2 separate regions of the Homo sapiens genome follow, and region 2 is linked to region 1. Evidence: chromatin loops called from intact Hi-C (ENCODE). Cell type or tissue: CD4-positive, alpha-beta T cell. All regions are shown on one strand.

Region 1 (8,000 bases):
GAAAACTGAGACTACCTCTCTTCCTTCAAGGTTAGGCTGCCTAGCAGGGCCCAGGAACCCATGGTGAGTTACAAATTTGTCCGAAGTTATCAAATCTTTATTTTAATGTAAGAAAGGGGGGAAAGTCTTATGTAAATATTATCTCAACAGGTGGCCCTAAAGTTTATCTTTGGGAAGGAGCATTCTTGGTTCTACCAAAAAATACTTTCATAATTCTTCTAGACATATAAGGTTGATTCTCAAGTTGTAAAGCCTGGTTGTGAAGTGTAGAAAGAGAGAAAACAGAAATGAGACAGGAAGAGAGAAAAGGTAGAGAGCAGTGATACAGTAAAATTCCCAATGATGAAACAGCTAAAAGAACTTTTAAGAGGAATCTAGGCTGGGCACAGTGGCTCATGCCTGTAATCCCAGCACTTTGGGAGGCCGAGGTGGGCAGATCACGAGGTCAGGAAATCGAGATCATCCTGGCTAACAGGTGAAACCCCATCTCTACTAAAAATACAAAAATCACCTGGGTGTGGTGGTGCGAGCCTGTAATCCCAGCTACTCAGGAGGCTGAGGCAGGAGAATCGCTTGAACCCGGGAGGCGGAGGTTGCAGTGAGCCGAGATCGCGCCACTGCACTCCAGCCTGCGCAACAGAGTGAGACTCCCTCTCAAAAAAAAAAAAAAAAAAAAAAAAGGAATCTAATATTTAAGCTGAATTCTTAGGGCTTGTATTGTATGGATGTAAATTCCTTCATCTCTCCAAGTTTTCAGCATCATCTCCTCAAATGAAGGCCATGTTGGCTGGGGCAGGTGGGGGCCGTTGAGGAGAATGGGGAAGTAGCTGTGTTCTGTATCTAGGTCCATGGACTGTTGTGCGATGGGTCATGATCTAAACTTACTAGCAGAAACACAATCTTAGAGCAGAAGCAACTGTGAGAAGTTAAGTCCCCCAGACATTTGCAAAAATTTGGAGAGCATTGATTTCTGCAAGTTATAGAATGGGGACTTTATTTTTTATTTCTTTATTTTTTTGAGGCAGAGTCTCACTCTGTCACCCAGGCTGGAGTGCAGCGGCATGATCTCGGCTCACTGCAACCTCCGCCTCCTGGGTTCAAGCAATTCTCCTGCCTCAGCCTCCCGGGTAGCTGGAATTACAGGCGTGCACCACCACACCTGGCTAATCCTTTTGTATTTTTAGTAGAGATGGGGTTTCACCATGTTGGCCAGGCTGGTCTCTAACTCCTGACCTCGAGTGAACCACCTGCCTCGGCCTCCCAAAGTGTTGGGATTACAGGCGTGAGCCACTGCGCCCGGCCAAGGGGACTTTAAATTATACTAAATCTAGTGAGCAGGGTGATCTCAGCTAACACCTTGCAGTTATCTAAAATGTCACTAAATCTGTGTTTGTCTTTCCAAGGAGCTGGCTTCCTTCATATCTTTGAGGAAATGTCTCTCCATATTGTTCAATTCACCTTCCAGAAACTGGTGGGAAGAGACAGAAACTCAGTTTCAAAGCCTCTGCCAGTTCTTCCAATGGTCCTTTTTTAAGCCAAGCAAATTAGATATGATTAAGGCTTTTGTAATCTGTAAAATGTGTTTAATCACAATAGCTTTTTCACAGGATTGTGGTGAAGATTAAACAATTAATATGTATACAGTGCTTTAGGAGTGCCTGGCACAAAAGTAAATTCTATATGCCTTGCCACACAGTAATCTCACCTGGAGAAGCTCTGAAACTACTGATGCCGGGGATCGGGTTGACGGGGGCCCTGACCAATTAAGTCATAAACTCTGGAGTGGGGCTGACATGTCAGCATTTTTCAAAGCCTCCTAGATAATTCTAATGTGCAGTCAGCATTAACAACCACTGCTTTACGGGCTATTATTTTACCAAAATGATACACTAAATGTTGATTTCTTAGGAACAAAACTCTTCACGCAAGTTGTTTGTTAAGAGATTCGATATTCCCGCATTCATCCCCTTAGGGGACCGGAGGTGGCAGGTGCAATTTGCATTTAGATTTTCCGTAAGGAATGTTAATTGCTTAAGCTGTCATAAAAGAGTGGACATTTTATGTTTTCCTGGTGGAAGCGAGAGAAGAGTGAGCACAGTGTGGCTGAACTCTGATCTGTATGTCTCTTTGGGAGGTTCTCCAAACCCAGCAAAGCAAGAGATCCTGCTTACTTGCTGGACTTGTGTGCTGCTAGAAATGCAAGACTGAGTCAGCTAAGAGCAGTGCCAAAAAGTCACCAAGCCACCGCATGTAGCCTGAGATCACGAGGAAACAAAAAGTCTTTCTAAGGTCAAAAAGTTCTGCCTATATTTCCAGATCTTCTTCTTGGTTTCTAAGCAGCCAGCCACCTGCTCTCAGCTTTCACCTAGGACTCAACAATTTCAGGAAGGAAAAAGATTATTCTAGGTCAGAAGGATTCTGGGAAATGTTAAATAACCTTGCCTGTGGAGAGTACCTTTTTTTTGGCCTCTTTCTGACCTTGGCAGACATGTCCATCTTCTGGGAGCCATAGAAGACAGCCCTTCATCTTTTCCTAGTTGGTGCCTTCTTCTAGACCTAAATTCCTGATCTCATGCTGAAACCCAGATTAACAACTTTTTGGGGGGGAGGGGAGTTGTTTGAGATTAGAGCGGTAAAAATTAGCCTGGTCGGGGAGGGGGGATCGGTTTCTAGATTCATTCATTTATGTGTCCATAGTGCCTGCCTGGTGCCAATCTGTAAAGGGCCTATGGAAATATAAGTTATTGAGGTAGAAATATACAGAACATCTCAGGTAGGGGCCAGGGACGGTGGCTCATGCCTGTAATCCCAGTACTTTGGTAGGCTGAGGTAGGAGGACCACTTGAGCCCAAGAACTCAAGACCAGTCTAGACAACATACTGAGACCCTCTCTCTACAAAAAAAAAAAAAAAAAAAATTTAAAAATTAGCCCAGTGTGGTGGCATGCACCTGTAGTCCTAGCTCCTTGGGAGGCTGAGGCAGGAGGACCGCTTGTGGCCAGGAGTTCAAGGCTGCAGTGAGCTATGATTGAGCCACTGTACTCCAGCCTGGGCAACAGAATAAGACCAAAAAAACAAAAACAAAGAAAATCCCCAGAACATCTTGTCTTTATAGATATGTATGAAGGCTACCCTTCAAGGACAAGGGCAAGTTGCACATGCAGTGGTTTGATTAAGGAGTTTAAAGGCAGAACCTGTCTGCTCAATATGGACAAGAATATCCTTGTTTACAGTGCCTATCACAGACCACTGGGCTCCATGTGGAATTCGAGCAAATGCTAGGAAACCACACACTATGCAGACTAAGCATTACACATAAAAGTAGAGTTAGCGCAGGAAGCATGGAAGGAAAAAGTAAGAAGTCTCACTGTGGTCCAGGACAGGTTGAGGACCCTCTCTCCTAGAGAGTGAACGTCCCAGGGCACTGGGGTAAGAGTGAGCCCAGGCTGGCCCAGCTGGCTGTGTGGGAAGGGCAGAAGCTGCCCTGGCCTTTGGCGTCAGCCACGTGCACTTTGTCAGACTGCCATCTGCTGAGCACTTGTTAGCAATTCCCTCTGCTTTTATGTCACACACCTGGAGTCCCCTCACTGTTAGAGATCTTCTGAGCCCCAAAGTGAGGCCCTTATTAGGAAGCAAAAGCGATAGAAACAAGAAGCCCTGGAGCCTGTGACTGAGGACACTACTCTTTTTTTTTTTTTTTTTTTTTTAATGAGACAGAATCTCACTCTGTCACCCAGGCTGGAGTGCGGGGTCGTTATCTAGGCTAACTGCAACCTCCATCTCTCGGGTTCAAGCGATTCTTGTGCCTCAGCCTCCCAAGTAGCTGGGATTACAGGCACACGCCACCACACCTGGCTAATTTTTGTATTTTGAGTAGAGACAGGGTTGCACCATGTTGGCCAGGCTGGTCTCGAACTCCCGACCTCAAGTGATCTCCACCCACCTAGGCCTCCCAAAGTGCTGGGATTACAGGCATGAGCCACTGTGCCCGGCCGACACTACTCTTTTCTTCTCTGAACCTCATTCCTGTATTTTATAAAGGAGCAGAAGGCTCTAGATTTTCTTTCCTCCCATCTACGCACATTTACAGCACCCTCTACCTCCCCCATCATAGCAACTATATAGTGACTGCTTCGTGTGTCTGCCTGACCAGATTGTGAGCTCAACATGAAAGGGGTTGTGTCTGTCTTGTTCATCCTGTGTCCTCAATGGTATGTACACAGATACTCAAAAAAGTATCTGTTGAATGAGAGAGGAAAGGAGAAAGGAAGGAAGTGAGGGAGGGAGGAAGGAAGGAATGGAGAGAAGGAGGGTAAGATATCCCAGCAGGTCACTACAGCCTATTTGTGAGAAAGCTGCTAGGAGCCTTGAAATTCCCTGCAAATGAGGAAGGGAGAAAGCTATTTCTCTCCCATCCCCACGAAGAGAAAATAAACGAGGCAAGCTGCAAATGGCGAAACAAGATGTGGTCTAGATTTCTAACAGAAGACTCTGTACACCTGATAAAGCAAAGCTACTTGTGGGGACCCAAATTTTGTGACATACCAGGCTGGTCCTGGAGGGTGGGTAATAGAACAGGGGGTAGAAGGGTTTTCTTCCAATGGTATCAGAGAGGTCTGAAGCTTTGCAAGAGCCGGAAAATGGAACTTTGTTAAAGCTTTGCAGTTTACACGCATTGTCTTATTGTCAAAAGAACTGCATAGAATAGAGAGGTCACGGGCCAGTCACGGTGGCTCACATCTGTAATCCCAGCAGTTTGGGAGGCCAAGGCAGGTGGATCAGCTGAGGTCAGGAGCTCGAGACCAGCCTGGCCAACATGGCGAGACCCCATTTCTACTAAAAATACCAAAAAAAGAAAATTAGCCAGGCATGGCGGTGTGTGCCTGTAATGCCCCCTAAGTGGGAGGCTGAGGCAGGAGAATTGCTTGAACCCGGAAGGCAGAGGTTGCAGTGAGCTGAGACTGTGCCACTACACTCCAGCCTGGGTGACATGGCGAGACTCCCTCTCAAAAAAAAAAAAAAAAAAGATCACCTGAGGACTGGGGAAGAACAGTGACATTAGCACAGGCTAGGAATAGACCTCATAGCCCCAGAATTCTTCCTCTACCTGGAGTAATTTGGAGGAGACTCTAATGTGTGCCCTTAACTCATGTGGCCTCAGAGAACAAGGTGAAGGGAAAGCTGGTGGACTTGAAAGCTCAGGGGGTCTGGGTCATGACAAAAAGCTCTGAGTGTAAACTGGGCTCTTGATTTTTCTAAAAAAAAAAAAAAATTGAATACTGAGAGATAGATATTTCTCATTAGATTATTTTTTACGGTAACCCTGACTTCATGCTCAAAGCATGGAATCACGGAATCACAGGCCTTGCCCACCAGCCCATCTCAACTTCTGTAGAGAGTCTCCCTAACCCCTGACTTTCTATAACTCCAACATCAATAGCAGCTGTCATTTTATTCAGCTTCTTTCTGCCCACAAAGCCAGGACTAGGGGGAGGCAAGTGATGCCTCCCTTGGGTGCAAAATTCGAAAGGTGCCAAAAACCTCAGTAATCATCATAAAGAACATTTCTAAAATTCAAAATTAATGCAATAAAAATCCATGGTGAATAAAATATCTTTTTTTTTTTTTTTTTTTGAGACGGAGTCTTACTCTGTCGCCCAGGCTGGAGTGCAGTGGCACAATCTTGGCTCACTGCAACCTCTGCCTCCTGGGTTGGAGCAATTCTCCTGCCTCAGCCTCTCAAGTAGCTGGGATTACAGGTGTGCACCACCACGCCCAGCTAATTTTTGTATTTTTAGTAGAGATGGGGTTTCGCCATGTTGGCCAGGCTGGTCTTGAACTCCTGACCTCAGGTGATCCAACCACCTCAGCCTCCCCGAGTGTTGGGATTACAGGTGTGAGCCACCACGCCTGGCCCAAAATTTTAAATAAAGACACAATCTAACTTTGCTCCAGCTCCACCTTGAGAGCCAGTCCCATCTCAGCTCTGACGAAACTCATTCTCATTTTAGGGCCTTTATCCTTGCTGTCCTCTCTGGAATATTCCTCTCAGTTCCCTACATACTTGGCTCCTCATTGTTTAGGTTTCTGTTCTAACATTATCCTCTCAGGAAAGCCTTCTCTTATCTGACTTCACTATCTAAAATTCCCCACTCCCCACCCTCCCTACCCCTGTACAGGTCCTCCCTATTCTACTAATGCTTTGTGGTTTCAGAGCACTTACAACTATAATAATATTCTGTTACTTGTTTATGTCTCTGCTGATATCTCTCCAGTGTTCAACACATAGTATGTGCTCAAAAAATATTACTTGCGCAAATGAAGGGAATGAGTGAAGCACCTATTAGAGATGGTGCTCAGGGCTTTACATGTATTATCTCATTTAATCCTCTCAATAATCCCCTGAGAGAGATTCAATCACCACAGTTTTAAAGTGAGTAATCTGAGGTTTAGAGAGGTTAAGAGACATCTTCAAGGTCACATAGCTAGTAAACGAGGGAAGGCTAAACTCATCCAGAATCCTGTTTCTTTCCGCCACCTCTCCTGTTGCCAGGCAGGTGCAAGCCTCATCAACTCCCTCTCGAATGACTGCAGTGGCCTCCTGGTCAGTGTCCTGGCCTGCATCCTTGGCCCCCAGCAGTCCTTCTGCAACACAACAACTGTTTAAATGTTTTATTTTATTTTATTTTATTTTATTTTATTTTATTTTATTTTTATTATTTTTAGACAGAGTTTCACTCTTATTGTCCAGGCTGCAGTGTAATGGCATGATCTCGGCTCACTGCAACCTCCGCCTCCTGGGTTCAAGCGATTGTCCTTCCTCAGCCTCCTGAGCCCCGCCTGTTTAAAGGTTTTCAATTGTAAGTCAGCGCACCTCTCCCCTCAGCTTAACTCTCTTCAGTGCTGGCTGGGTGTGGTGGCTCACGCCTGTAATCCCAGCACTTTGGGAGGCCGAGGTGGGTGTATCACTTGAGCTCAGGAGTTTGAGACCGGCCTGGCCAATATGGTGAAACTCCGTCTCTACTAAAAATACAAAAATTAGCTAGGCATGGTGGCAGGCACCTGTAATCCCAGCTACTCAGGAGGCTGAGGCAGGAGAATCACTTGAACCCGGGAGGTGGAGGTTGCAGTGAGCCAAGTTGCACCACTGCACTCCAGCCTGGGTGACAGAGCAAGACTCTGTCTCAAAAAAATAAAAAAAGAAATCTCTCCAGTGCTGTCCCTTGCTCTCAGACCATAAGCCAGAAAAACCTCCTGGTTACTATGTGATCCATTCCCCATGACCTGTCACTCGCTCACTCTGCTCAGCCACTCTGGCCTCCTTGCCATTCCTTGAACACACAGGGCATACTTCCACCTTGCTTGTCTCCCATTCTCAGACTGCTGTCCCTCAGGCAGCCACATGGCTCACTTGCTCACCTTCCAGCTTTTGTTGAAATGCTGTCATCTCTATAAATCCTGCCTTGAACTTAGCCAAGGACGGTGGCTCATACCTACAATCCCAGCACTTTGGAAGGCCAAGGCGGGAGGATTGCTTGAGGCCAGGAATTCAAGACCAGCCTGGGCAACATAGTTGGACCCAGTCTCTACAAATAATAATAATAATAATGATAATAATAATAAATACATACATACATAAAAATAGTTGGGCGCGGTGGCTTTAGCCCAGGAGTTTGAGACTGCAATGAGCCCTGATCGTGCCACTGCCCTCCAGCCTGGGTGACACAGTGAGACCCTGTCTCTAAAAATAAATAAATAAAATAAAAATAAAAACTAGAACCCAGCCTCGTACTACTGCTCCATCACACCAGCCTTTCCTCCTATATAGCATTTAGCTATCCCCTTCTAAGATATCTTGTCATTTGGCTTATTAATACTATTTGGTTTACTGACTGTCTTCCACCCACTCAAATGCAAGTTCCATTAGGGCAGAGATCCTATCTGTTTTGTTTGCTGGTGTGTCCTGCCACTACACAAATGCTCAATCAATATTTTCTGAGT
Region 2 (8,000 bases), 150 kb before region 1:
ACTCTATAAGTTTACTAAAAATATTCAAATTAAACACTTTAAATGGGTGAATTTTATGGCATATAAATTAAATCTTGGCCGGGCACGGTGGCTCATGCCTGTAATCCCAGCACTTTGGGAGGCCGAGGTGGGTGGATCACCTGAGATCGGGAGTTCGAGACCAGCCTGACCAACATGGAGAAACCCCGTCTCTACTAAAAATACAAAATTAGCTGGGCGTGGTGGCGCATACGCCTGTAATCCCAGCTACTTGGGAGGCTGAAACAGGAGAATCGCTTGAACCCGGGAGGCAGAGATTGTGGTGAGCCGAGATCACGCCATTGCCCTCCAGCTGGGGCAACAAGAGTGAAACTCTGTCTCAAAAAAAAAAAAAACAAAACATAAATTACATTTCAATGAAGTTATTAAAAATTATATTATCATTGGAATAAAAAAGTGTTATAGTTAAGGATACACTCTAAACTGGACATAGTTGAAAATTAGGAATTGAAGACAACACTGGGGAACTCTCAGTATGCCATGCAGAGAGATCATGAGATTAAACATGATAGAGCATTAAAAGACAGAGAATAGATTTTGAGGCTCCAACAATTATCTAATAAAAGTTCCAGAGAAAGAGAATGGAAGTTGTTTAGAGAAGCAACATTTGAAGTGGAGATTGCTAAGGATTTCTAAAAAACGGAAGAAACACTAATTTATTTATGAAATATTCATCAGGTGTCTGTTTTGTGCCAGGCACTGGGAACTGAACTTAGTGAACAAATTAGATGTGCATTTTCAGTGCCAAGCAGGATAAATAAAAATACCAAGCTACATAATAATAAAACTGCAAAGCTTTAAGGAGATTTTAAGATTCTGTCTTAAAGATTAAATCTTAAAGATTTAAGACATAATCTTAAAATCTCCCAGAGACAAATGAATGATTATCTGCAGAGTAATGACAGATCAACAGCAAATTGAATATCAGCAATAGTGGACGTCAGAAAACAGTAATGATAGTGATGAGAAATAACCACGTGCACAGAATTTTTTTTACCCGGACATACTATGATTCATTAATGGGGGTGGGGGGAAAATATGTCCAGATATGCAAAAAAACAAAAGAACTCACCATCCATAGAGCTTCATTAAGAGGCCAGGCATGGTGGCTCATGCCTGTAATCACAGCACTTTGGGAGGCTGAGGTGGGAGGACTGCTTGAGTCCAGGAGTTCAAGACCAGCTTGGGCAACATGGTAAAACCCCATCTCAACAAAAAATTAGAACATTAGCTGGGTGTGGTGGCATAGGCCTGTAGTCCCAGCTATTTGAGAGGCTGATGATTGCTTGTGCCTGGGAGGCAGAAGTTGCAATGAGCAGTGATTGTGCTCCTGCACTCTAACCTGGGTAACAAAGCAATACCCTGTCTCAAAAAAAAAAAAAAAATAAAATAAAATAAAAAAATAAAAAGAAGATCCATTAAAGATGTCCTTTAGCAAGAAAAAAAAAAGAACACAGAAAGAAGACATGGAATACAAGAAACAATAAATAAAATGTCAGTAAGTTTATTTCCTGTTTTAAAAATACTAATTTCTGTGTCTTTTCACATAGATCGAAGCCCAGTAATTTTAGGGGGAGAAAAGAAAGAAAAGAAAAAATAGAATTAAAGCTATACCTCTAAATTACAGTAAGAAGACAGAGCTAGTATTTAATGGGTTGTTAAGCATCCTAAGACCTGTGTTTCGGTTAAGAGCATAATACAAATACTGAATTATTATAAACTAATAAGAAATATGTATAACTCATGATGTATATACAAGTTTAATTTAAAAATAGAAATATCAGCCAGGCACAGTGGCTCACGCCTATAATCCCAGCACTTTGGGAGGCCAAGGCAGGCAGATCACAAGGTCGAGAGATCGAGACCATCCTGGCCAACATGGTAAAACCCCATCTCTACTAAAAACACAAAAAAATTAGCTGTGCGTAGTGGCACCCACCTGTAGTCCCAGCTACTTGGAAGGCTGAGGCAGGAAGATCACTTGAACCCAGGAGGCGGAGGTTGCAGTGAGCCGAGATGGTGCCACTGCACTCCAGCCTGGCAACAGAGGGAGACAACATCTCGGAAAAAAAAAAATAAAAAACTACAATAATTACTTAATTAAGGGAAAAAAAGAGAAATACCAGAAATTTTATCAAGTAGGAAAAAAAGAAGAAAAGAAAAATTATAGTAAACAGAAAACACAAATTAGGTGGTAGAATTAGGTTAAAATATATCAATCACAAAATATATAAACGAATTAAATTCCCCTATATAAAAACAAAATTACCAAATTGAGTTTGTAAAAATTCTAGCTCTGTATGTCTGGGATACACATCTAAAACAAAACTACCCAGGCCAGGTGTGGTGGTTCATGCCTGTAATCCCAGCACTTTTGGAGGCCGCGGTGGGCAGATCACCTGAGGTCAGGAGTTCAAGACCAGCCTGGTCGACATGGCGAAACCCTGTCTCTACTAAAAATACAAAAATTATCTGGGCATGGTGGCAGGCGCCTGTAATCCCAACTACTCGGGAGGCTGAGGCAGGAGAATTGCTTGAACCCGGGAGGCAGAGGTTGCAGTGAGCCGAGATCGTGCTACTGCACTGTAGCCTGGGCGACAGAGCAAAACTCTGTCTCAAAAAAACAACAAAAAACACCGAGAAAAGTTAGAAATAAAAGGATGAAAAGAGACAGGTACTTTAACTGTTACCCCTGCAAAAGCTGGGGTAGCAATATTAATATAAGACAAATATTATTTAAGGCAAACAAACTAAAATGTGGCATAATTTTAATTGGCTGATAGTGTAAGAAAATAGATGCCATCTGACCTTGATGTTAGGAACAATTTCTTTTATATAGTCTAGGCATAATGACATTGAAGAAGAAAATGTAGTCCTAATATGCTACCTGGCCCAGCATTGGACAATATTTACATGGTCATACTAATGGAAATGTTGTTTGGTTTGCAACTTTTAGAGTCATCTCAGGGAAAAACCAAGGATGTCTTGGCAGGCAGAATGAATATGTTATCAACTTGACAAAGTAAAAATAAAAGTATGTGGACATTAGAGATTAATGGCACATGGAAGGAGGAAGAAAGTACAAGAATTAATATAGTGTACAAGAGTTAATATTCTTATATAGAGTAGGAGTCAAGAGGCCCCGTCAAAAGTTGATGGAATGAGAAATTGGAAGTTTAAGCCCGAGCACTGTGGCTCATGCCTGTAATCCCAACACTTTGGGAGGCCGAGGCAGGAGGATTGCTTGACTTCAAGAGTTCAAGACCAGCCTGGGCAAAATGGCAAAACCCTGGCTCTACTAAAAATACAAAAAATTAGCCGGGCATGGCGTTGCATGCCTGTAGCTCCAGCTACTTGGAAGTCTGAGGTGAGAGGATGGTTTGAGCCCGGGAGGCAGAGGTTACAGTGAGCAAGATCTCACCACTGCACTCCAGCCTAGGTGACAGAGCCAGATCCTGTGTCAAAAGATTTATTTAAAAAGAAAAATCAAAAACAAAAACAAAAAAACCATGCAGCCTGAACAAATTACTGGGGATGTAAACCAGAGCCACTGAGTGTGTGTGTCTTGAGAGGAGCTGTATCTCCGTGGGGTTTCTGTGACTTTTCTTGGCATTAGCTTTGACACCGGAATTTTGGTTCTACCATTGTCGATTAACAACCATAAATTCTCACATCCACTAACACTGAGGTCATTGGTATTGTAGTCCTTCGTGCCTTGAATGGCATATCTGAATTTCTGCTTTCCTGCTGGGGGCAGCAATCAACAATTATTAGTATTTCTTCCTGAATATAAAGAAGCCTGGCCAGAAAAGGATGGGTAGCCTTGCAAAGATTTTGACTGAGGTTCTGATTATTCAGCTAGAACCCTTCTCTTCCTTTCAGATACAATTTTCCATAAGGAGTGAATACCTTTTGGAAGGAAGTTGGAAGTCTAGGTGACAGGGTAAAAGGAGGACTTACTTATCTCAGTACACACTTTGGTACCTTTCAAATTTGAGGCATGAATTTTATTTTTTTTATTCAAAAGGTCTATTAAAACATACCTACTTTAATCTTTAAATGCTGAATTGATATGTTATTAAGCTTTTAAGGCTCTCTCTGCAAGGATTTTTAAGAAGAGCCAGCCTTTTGGAGCCTAAGCCCAAAGATCCTGTTGACAATTTTACAGGGAAGAAACCCAACAAATTTTTAATGACGTTGGCGGTGTTATTGCAGATAATAATTATGAGAGTGCCAATGATAAACAGCAACCCATTGCATCACCCCACAACCCAAAGCACTGAAGCTTTGTGAAGAGTGAACACCCTGATTGCCCCAGAATGGCATGTCGGTAATGCCACTGCCAACTTCCCTGAAGGCTGGCCCTGTTCTTGACATGGCTCCACTTGCTCTCGAGAGTTTCTTCTCTCTACTCTCTCAGCAGATCATTCTGTCCTTCATCACCGGATTTGGTAACCCTGACTCTAGGAATTTTCTCCACTCATTGTCGGATGCTGTGGTTGAGAATAACACATGTATTTGGGAAGAACCTACCTTTCAGTGAATTATAAATGCTCACTAGTCAAGCATCATGCACGGAAAGCATATTATTAAATGATGTGTTCGTATCTCTCAGGTGCCAAGCACGTCCACTAAAGCATTGTCTGACAATTGCAGACCTGCAGACAGGGATTGTGGGGAGAGACATATGAAAATCATTGCTACATAGACATACCACTTAGCCCAATTAATCACACATCAGCTGTCTGAATGCTGCCTGGCCCAAGGCAGACGCTGAAGTTCCATATACCTCATCGCATAGACTTGATCTTTGTCACAGAGGATTCACCATCCCTGCTGCTCCCTCCCTCCTTCCCTCCCTCCCTGTCTTCCTCCCTTCTTCTCCTTATCTTCCCTTCACTCACCAGACATCCTTTGAGCTATGTGTGCCAGACGCTCTTCCAATAAGAAGGTGTCAAGAATCCTATGCCAACTTTAAATTTAGGAAAGTCTGAAAGATGCTAACATCAGGAGATGAGGTGGGGTTTTTTCAGACTCTATCCTAGAAACAAGTGGAACAAACTCCATTTGAAACTGAGCAATTCGGCTAAGCGCGATGGCTCACGCCTGCAATCCCAGCACTTTGGGAGGCCGAGGTGGGCAGATCACTTGAGGCCAGGAGTTCAAGACCAGCCTGGCCAACATGGTGAAACTCCACCTCTACTAAAAATACAAAAAATTAGCTGGGCATGGTGGCACATGCCTGTAATCCCAGCTGCTTGGGAGGCTGAAGCAGGAGAATCTCTTGAACACAAGAGGTGGAGGTTGCAGTAAACCGAGATCGCACCACTGCACTCTAGCCTGGGCGACAGAGTGCGACTCTGTTTCAAAAAAAAAAACAAAAAACTGAGCAATTCTCATAAGAGTTGCATCTGCTTGAGTAACTCCCTCTCCTGTAGCCATACCTGATTTGGTTGGTGGGATTCTGTGGGCAATCATAAGTGTGACAGATGGAAAGATTCCACTGCTTCCTCTGAGTTCTTGGAAGGAGGAATAGAAAGGGTTGATGCCTCGTGTGGTTGTGCAAGTTCGGCCATGCAAAGAGATGCCTGGAGAAGGTAAGTCAGGGCAGAAACCTAGCACCTGCTCTGCTCGCTGAGCTATGAGGCTAAGGACCCAGAGCACAGGGCACCTTTTTCTTATTTCCACAGAGGTACTGTTTGTTCTAGGAAGCAGACCTGTGTTCTCTGATTGTAATTCTCTGATGGGAAGGTCAGGAAGTTTACAAATCAGAGTGGAAACCCACTGCAGAGAGACCCAAGTTTTACAGGGCAAGGTACAGAGTGGACATCACCATCCACATCAGGTTCCCTACTTTGAAACACCCTGGGGCCAGGATTTTTCTGGATATGCATTTGAAAGTCCTGACACATTTCTAACTTGTGATCCAGACTTCACGATGGTTCTTCTGTTTTCTACCCAATCACTCTTTACATTAGTCTTATTGATTTTTTTTTTTATTTTTGAGACAGAGTTTCACTTTTGTTGCCCAGGCTGGAGTGCAGTGGTGCGACCTTTGGTCACTGCAACCTCCACCTCCTGGGTTCAAGCGATTCTCCTGCCTCAGCCTCCCAAGTAGCTGGGATTACAGGCACGCGCCAACACGCTGGCTAATTTTTTGTATTTTTAGTAGAGACAGAGTTTCACCATGTTGGTCAGGCTAGTCTCAAACTCCTGACCTCAGGTGATCCGCCCACCTCAGCCTCCCAAAGTGCTGGGATTACAGGCATGAGCCACCACACCAGGCCAGTCGTATTGATTTTTATTTCCCAAATAAACATATCTCCTAAATGTCAATGTGTGTGCTTCATCCTAACATTTTCATATGGGAAGCTTCTAGAGCATTCCCCGGAAAGAGCCAACTAGACTTCAACTCTAGGAATTTAGGAGATGAGGCATAGAAATGCTGATTTCCCAAGACCAGCCTCATTGTCTCCTAAAAAACCTGCCTGGAAAAAAGAGCCAGGTCCCACTTGTGGTTGTGATCCTAACTCTGTACCTGCTCTTGAATAAGTCTGTAGATCTCTCTGGGCTCCACTGTCTTGATCGGTAAGCTAAGAGGATTGGGACTTTCTTGTTCTGGGAAGTCATGGTTATATCTTTTGGCTGCCAGAGGCTGGAAGCGCAAAATCAAGTTGGCAGCAAGCCCTGCTTGTAGCCCCCTGGACCCTGCATCTAGGATAAGAAGGAAAGTGTGGTTGGGAGAGCTCATGGCTGAGCTACCAAGGCACAAGAGCCCTGTTCCTCTTTCCCTATGCAGTTCATGCCAAGAGGATCGAGGATATAATTAGCCTTGGCATACTAAATATGACTGTTCTTACTTCACCTGGAGCTTCTCCTTTTGTTCCTTAAGCCCATGTGGAAGTTGCCATGCCTCCCACCTTTACGTGGGTATGCAGGATGCTACGGTAAAACATGAGGTGTTTTGAAGTCCCGGTTCCACCCTTTATTAGTTAGGTGACTGATTCCCAGTTTCCTAATCTGTAGAGATAATAATGCTTATGTCATGGAGTTGCTGTGAGGAGGAAATTAGATTCTATATAAAATCCACACCAAACAGGACCTGGCTGATCCACGTTAACTTCCTTTCCCCCACTCCACTCCCCACCTCTGTTGTTCCCTCATCCAGTGTACACCCACCCATGTCAGTAGAAACTATTATAAGTTTGCACCCTAGAGGAGTGGATTGACTGGCTAATGACACAAGCTCAGGCATGAAATAGATATGCACTTGGCTGTTTGTGGCTTGAAAAATCTCACCCCTGACATTTTTTCATTGTGAGTTTCATTTGAAGGGAGGTCTTACTAGAATGACAAAAATATGTTTTTCCCTTTGAAGTGCTGGGTGCCTCCAGTTACATTATATATAATTGTCCTATGTGTGTGCTTGGAAGAGCTTAGCATCCAATGGGTCTGCTCAAATGGCATTGAGAAGTTCCCTGAAGTTTCAACCTGAGGCTCTCTGATAAATTGATTTTTCTCCCACCATTCATTTGTGATTTGAAGCCCAACTATGCTGTCCCATCTGTCTCTTTTAGTGAAATGTACAAGCTGCAACAACCATATACTGTCTCTATCTGTATAAAACAGGAGAGTGGGTATAATATATATTGGTTAAGTCCATATTTAGAGTGGCTCAGCTGTTTACTAGCTTTGTGACCTTGAGTAAACTAGTTAACTCCAGTTTCCTCATCTAAAAAAAATGAGGTCAACCTGATAAATCTGTTGTGAAGATTAAAAGACTCAATATATATAAAGTGTCTGGTACGTAATAAGTTCTCATAAATAATAATTATTAATAATGTTGATGATCTCTTCTCCACATGATAAGTACTCATATCTTAGAACAAAGCCAAGAATGGTGCAGTTAATTACAATAGAATAGGGTCGGTAGAGAGGAGCCAGTACCTAGAACTTGAATG

The links. Peaks named below come from ENCODE experiments on the same cell type or tissue, not always from the same donor. Only the 100,000 strongest peaks of a DNase experiment are listed, where the experiment ranks them.
Region 2: a loop joins it to region 1, with 3.0 times the contacts of the local background. A loop is called at or near these places in 8 of 110 quality-filtered maps.

The regions. Positions count from the first base shown.
Region 1 is chr9:111,972,390-111,980,389 of GRCh38, forward strand. No RefSeq gene overlaps it. Among named protein-coding and RNA genes, the nearest start is that of MIR4668, 44 kb to the left of the region's middle. RefSeq lists a silencer at 1,964-2,194. In CD4-positive, alpha-beta T cell, no CTCF peak of the experiment used is centred here; a DNase peak (open chromatin) is centred at 3,512.
Region 2 is chr9:111,824,603-111,832,602 of GRCh38, forward strand. No RefSeq gene overlaps it. Among named protein-coding and RNA genes, the nearest start is that of SHOC1, 34 kb to the left of the region's middle. In CD4-positive, alpha-beta T cell, CTCF peaks have their summits at 3,804 (motif pointing right) and 4,031; a DNase peak (open chromatin) is centred at 3,779.